Regions from separate parts of the Homo sapiens genome. Here region 1 is linked to region 2. A link is an interaction called in ENCODE POLR2A ChIA-PET data of the cell type or tissue named here. Cell type or tissue: OCI-LY7. All regions are shown on one strand. Links, peaks and the distances in the headings refer to the core of each region. The heading gives the core; the rest is flanking DNA. Region 1 overlaps CUX2 (cut like homeobox 2). Region 2 holds the start of LOC105369983 (a long non-coding RNA gene).

Region 1 (2,907 bases), core at 178-2,677, 260 kb after region 2:
TATTGATTATTGCAAAATATAGTAATTAAGAAAATTAATCCTTTATCACAAACCCTTGTCACAGAGCATATCTCCCCATATATATGAGTATTGTACCTAGGGTGGATGTGTTCCTCCTCTTATTTTCAGGAATGTCCTACTCTGTCTATGGAGTAGCTGTTCTTTCACCATTTTACTTTCTTAATAAACTTGCTTTTACTTTGCACTGCGGTCTCTCCCTGAATTCTTTCTTGCGTGAGATCTTGGGGTCTCGCTCGGGACCCCCTTCCTGTAACACCACTATCTGCAAGGGTGCACTAAAACGTCTCCTTGGGCCCCACCCTTTCAGCCACCCTCCAGCTTCTCCTGTATCTGAGATGAGAGAATTGCTCCCTCTCTGTCTCTCTCTCTGTCTGTCTGTCTCTCTCTCTCTCTCTCTGTCTCTCTCTCTCTGTGTCTCTTCAGTGTTCTCCCTTCCTCCCCAGCCAGGGAAATGGAGGTAAAAATCTCCCAAGATCCCCAATTTAAAGTAAAGTCAGATCTTTCTCTCTTCCCTTTCCTCACTACCTAATAATCACACTTGTGTGAAGTTGATGCTCTACATAACGAAGAGAGAGGCCTCCTTGGAGAGGGTACAATCAGACAATTTTTAAGATCATGGAGCATTAGACCATTCCCAACTGGGTTTACTAATCAAACAGCCAAATCCTTCATAACCAGCCAATCCCTACAGGGCAATTAAATCCTTCCCCTTTAAAACACTTGCCACACTGTCTGGGGACAGAAAGAAAAATTTGCAAAATTCATTTGATAAATTAGCCAGGGAAAAGAAAGGAGTGAATCAAGCTTTGTTCTTTTCATTTTTTTTAATTATGGAATTCACAATGCCTGAATAATGTTTAATAAGAACTATGAAAATTCCTAACAGTATTACAACACAACACAAAAGAATTAACCTGGTTACCGTGAAAAATTGCATATTTAATTAAGAACAGAGAGTTCAAAACTATCCAGAGATTTCAAAAGTGCTGTTGCCTGAGGGGCCAAATTACATGCTTCCAGGGCTGCTAACGGAGTTAGCGCGTTCAGTCATTACCCAGGCGTCCCCATTAAGTGACTCTGGGCAGATGACATCAAATTCATTTCAAAAGCACCAGGAACTGAAGCATTCACTTGGGTAGTTTAAGGGAAAGCAACTATCCTGCTGGTAGAAATCAGACCCCTTGTTGATAAAGGCAATAATTAAAGAATAATGTTAATTAGCTGCTTTTATTTGAAGAAAAGTACGGTAGTTGGAGTGCTTCCAGGCTGTTGAGGTGGGAGTCACTCTTTCTGGCAGAAGGGGAGGCTGCTGGCAGAAGTGGGGAGCGAGGGGCCCACAGGAAGACAGGAAGATGGTGGAGGCTAGGGCAGGGAGAAAGATGGGGCCCGTGTAAGGAGGTCTGGGTCCCCACGTTGGAATCGGCCTGGTCACCCTGAGGCCCTCAAGAGGGCAGCTTGGAAAGCAAGGAAAGGTGGTGCTGTCAGCATCTAGGGCCCTGTCACTGGCAGGCCCACTTCCATCATGGCAGACAAAGCCAGATCTCCAGTGGCCACTTCCTGTCACACCCACTCCACTCCACTCACATAGCCGTCTCTGTCCCACTAACTTCCCTCACATAATCTCCTGCCACACCCATTGCCCTCACACAGCTTCCTGTAACATCCACTCCAGCTTGGTAACTTCCTGTCATACTGACTCCCCCACACAATTTCTTGTCACACTTACTTGCTACTGGGCCACTTCCTATCACACCCACTGCAGCTCAGGCCATTTCCTGTCATACTCACTCTCGTCACACAACCTCCCGTCACAACCATTGCAGCTTGGCCATTTTCTGTCACACTCACTCCCTACTTGGCCACTTCCTGTCACACTCCCCCACACAATCTCCTGTCACACTGAATTCCCTCACACAACCTCTTGTCACAACCATTCCAGCTTGGCCACCGCTTGTTACACTCTGTCCCCCACACATCCTCCTGTCACACCCACTCCCTACTTGGCTACTTCCTGTCACACCAACTCACCTCACACAACCTCCTGTCACATCTACTCTCCTGCTCAGCCACTTCCTGCCGCACTGGCTCCCTTTACAGCCTGTCACAACCAGCCTGAGTCACCTGAATCACCACCACCATCGCCCTCACTGTAGCCAACTGTCTTTTCTAAAGATGGCTGCCATAATATCCCTCGCCACCAAGGCTTCCTGCAAGGTGACCTTGACACTCCTTCCACCCAGTGGTGGGATCTACGTCCTCCTCCCTTTGAACCTGGGCCCACCTTTGTTACTGCCCCAATCAGCAGAGTAGATGGAAGTGATACTAGCAACTTGCAAGGCAAGAGCATGAAAACACCTGCACTTCCACCTGGCTCTCTCAGGATGTTGCCTCTCGGAACCCAGCCACCATGCTGTGAGGAAGCCCAAAGGAGAACACACAGAGAGACCCTGCAGAGAGGCCATAAACTGGGGTTCCCACAGGTAGCTGAGGTTCCAGCCAACAGCCAGCATCAATTGCCAGATGTGGGAGTTGTCAAATTACCCGCAAATGTTGAATCTGCCCAGATGAAGCCACAGCTATCATGGAGTGGGGACAAGCTGAACCAACTGGGCTCCGTCCTAATTCCAGCCCACAGAATCAGGTATACAAGAGTTGTTTCTGTCCACTAAGTTTGGGGTGGCTTGCTACCCAGCAACAAATGACTGCTGCGTTTACAGAGACACATGCAGTCACACATGTTAAGAACAGTCCTCGTCTCTAGCATCCTCCTTCCCTGACAGATCCATCCAAGAGGCCGGCATGAGAAACGCATCCATGGATCTGTCCACCAGTGACAAGAACACCCAAAGAAAGCCACAATTGGCCTCCGCCTTTTGCCTCGGATCT
Region 2 (2,907 bases), core at 86-2,585:
TCTCCTGCCTCAGCCTCCTTAGTAGTTGGGACTTGTACCAGGCTGGTGCACGTCTGGCTAATTTTTGTATTTTTAGTAGAGATGGGGTTTTGCCACATTGGCCAGGCTGGTTTCGAACTCCTGACCTCAAGTGATCCACCCAACTCAGCCTCCCACAGTGTTGGGATTATAGGTGTGAGCCACCATGCCCAGCCTCCCATCCCCTCCCCTCCCCTCTGTTGGAGTCCAGGCGGCCTTCATTTGTTCCTCATAGGTGCCTGCCATGTGCTGTTGCTGTGCCCTTCCCCTCCAGTACCCTCCCTAATGTCCCTACATGTAAAAATCCTTCAGTGCCCCCCTCCTCCAGGAAGCCTTCCCTGACCTCCCACTTAAGTCATTTCTCCCTCCTCCGAGCTTGCCTGGCCCTTTGCCTATTCCCTTGCTAAAGGTAGAGGTGACACTTAAAACTGGCATTGCAGGGGCACCAACCAATCAGGAAACACTGAGGTCCCCTGGCTAGGGTGAGCTTTATTTAACCCTTTCTTTTTAAATTTTTATTTATTTTTGGGGGGATGAGGTCTTGCTCTGTTGCCCAGGCTGGAGTGCACTGGTGTGATCATGGCTCACTGTAGCCTCGACCACCTGGGTTCAAGCAATTCTCCCACCTCAGCCTCCTGAGTAGCTGTGCACCACCACACTTGGCTAATTTTTTTTATTTTGTAGAGATGGGGGTCTTGCTACATTGCCCAGGCTGATCCCAAACACTTTTTTTTTTTTCTTTTGAGATGGAGTATCGTTCTGTCACCCAGGCTGGAGCACAGTAGCGAGATCTTGGCTCGCTGCAACCCCTGCCTCCCAGGTTCAAGTGATGCTCCTGCCTCAGTCTCCTAAGTAGCCATGACTATACCGGCACAGGACACCAAGCCCAGCTAATTTTTATATTTTTAGTAGAGATGGGGTTTCACCATGTTGGCCAGGATGGTCTTGATCTCTTGATCTCATGATCTGCCCGCCTCAGCCTCCCAAAGTGCTGGGATTACAGGTGTGAGCCACCGTGCCCAGCTTAATTTTTGTATTTTTTAGTAGAGACGGGGTTTCACCACGTTGGCCAGGCTGGTCTCAAACTTCTGGGCTCAAGAGATCTTCCCACCTCCGTCTCCCAAAGTGCTGGGATTACAGGCGTGAGCCACCAAGTCCTGCCACTTAACCCTTTAGTGGCTGGACCTCAGGCGATCTGGAGGGGCCTGGAGGAGGGGAGTTAAGTGGCTGTTTGCTGGCCAGGATGGAAGCATTTCCTGGTTTTAACAACCACGGAGCAGAACAGTGGCCCTCCTTCCTGCGGGACCCAGGGACAGCAGGACTCAGGAATGAAGGGCCTGGGCCCCTGGGGTCCCGCCAGCCTGCTTGGGTGGGCATCCTACTTCTCCGACATCTTCTCCCAGAGCCCAGACACCGGGGGCCCGCCCTGCACTCACCTTCTCCCCGAAGATCCTCTGGCAGATGCCGTTCTTGGCCAGCTTCTCCTTGACCTGGCGGGTGAGCTCCAGCGTGTCTACCTCACGGTACATGTACAGCTCGTACTGCTCGGGGGTCAGCGGCGGCACGGTGGGCTTCAGGGTGCGCGGCACGTAGGCCGGGTAGTAGGGCAGCCGCGCGCCCGCCTCGGCCGTCGCGCCCTCAGCCTTGAGCTCGCCCGTCCTGGGGGGTTCGTCCTCCGCCCCTGCCGCCGCCTCGTCCTCGGGGGGCACAGGGGCCTCGTCCCCGCGGGGCCAGGCGCGGCCGTTGGGCTGGCCAGAGTAGCCAGAGGAGGAGGAGGAGGACAGCGAGGGCGACACGGAGGCGTAGGGGCGGCTGAGCAGGCCGCGGTCGGAGGCCCAGTGGTGGTCGAAGTAGCCGGCGTCGCCGATCTCGGACTTGACCTTGCGGATGATGCTCTGCACGAAGGCGGCGGGGGACAGGACCGGGAGCGGCGCCTGCGCGGGGCCCCCGCTGCCCTCCTCCTGCTTCACCAAGGCCGGGGCCCCGTTCTGGCTCGCGGTGGCCAGTGATGGCCGCTCCGGGGGCGAGGGGGGCACCGAGCGGCCCCTGGGCGCCACCTCCATCTCCAGCAGCGCCTGCTGTTGCGCCTGCATCTCACGGCGTGCCTGCTCCAGGATGCTCTTGATGGCGTCCTCCGAGGTGCTGGCGGGGGTCGTGCCGTTGGCGATGCTCAGCGGGGCCACCGAGGTCTTGGGCTCGCCTGCGGGGAGGGGGACAGGACGGCCCGAGGCCCAGGGTCAGGGCTCGGCATGCAGGGGACGATGTTCACAGCATCCCTGTTGATGCCAGCACGGTGTCCAGGCAACCTCTGTGTCCAGCAACTGGGGATTGGCTAACTAAATTATGATCCCTCCCTGTGGCAGAATATTAGGCAGCCACCCAAAATTCGGTTGACAGTGAGGTTTTGGCATATGCAGAGAACATGCTCATGCGGATAATGCAATGCAAACACAGACCTGACTTTTGTTTTGTTTTGTTTTGAGATGGAGTCTCACTCTGGTGCTCAGGATGGAGTGCAATGGCACGATCTCAGCTCACTGCAACCTCTGCCTCCCCACTTCCAGCAATTCTCCTACCTCAGCCTCCTGAGTAGCTGGGATTACAGGTGTGCACCACCATGCCCAGCTATTTAGCTTTAGTAGAGACAGGGTTTTGCCATGTTGGCCAGGCTGGTCTTGAACTCCTGAGCTCAAGTGATCTACACCTCAGCCTCCCAAAGTGCTGAGATGACAGGCATGAACCACAGTGCCCGGCCTGACCTGACTTTTACATAGGCAATGATCCAACCATGTAAATGTTCAAAGACAAAGAAAACACGAAGGCACAGAAAAGTGGCTTGTTCACTTGTTCTGTTTTAAAAAAAAAATTCTTTAAAAATATTTCTTTCCT

Evidence for each region. ChIA-PET counts read pairs that join two places held together with the same protein. Peaks named below come from ENCODE experiments on the same cell type or tissue, not always from the same donor. Only the 100,000 strongest peaks of a DNase experiment are listed, where the experiment ranks them.
Region 1: POLR2A ChIA-PET joins it to region 2 with 5 read pairs; 2 of 35 experiments call an interaction of 5 or more read pairs at or near these places.

What each region holds. Positions count from the first base shown.
Region 1 is chr12:111,056,061-111,058,967 of GRCh38, reverse strand. All of the region lies in intron 1 of CUX2 (cut like homeobox 2), which reads right to left. Among named protein-coding and RNA genes, the nearest start is that of CUX2, 23 kb to the right of the region's middle. RefSeq lists an enhancer at 520-1,375. In OCI-LY7, for the core only: no CTCF peak of the experiment used is centred there; DNase peaks (open chromatin) are centred at 1,727, 2,097 and 2,177; H3K4me3 peaks cover 1,315 bases; H3K27ac peaks cover 2,154 bases.
Region 2 is chr12:111,319,323-111,322,229 of GRCh38, reverse strand. CUX2 (cut like homeobox 2) reads right to left here. Exons shown (of 22, transcript NM_015267.4): 17 at 1,455-2,218. It overlaps LOC105369983 (a long non-coding RNA gene), which reads left to right and starts at 2,068. Exons shown (of 4, transcript XR_945341.2): 1 at 2,068-2,157. In OCI-LY7, for the core only: no CTCF peak of the experiment used is centred there; no DNase peak of the experiment used is centred there.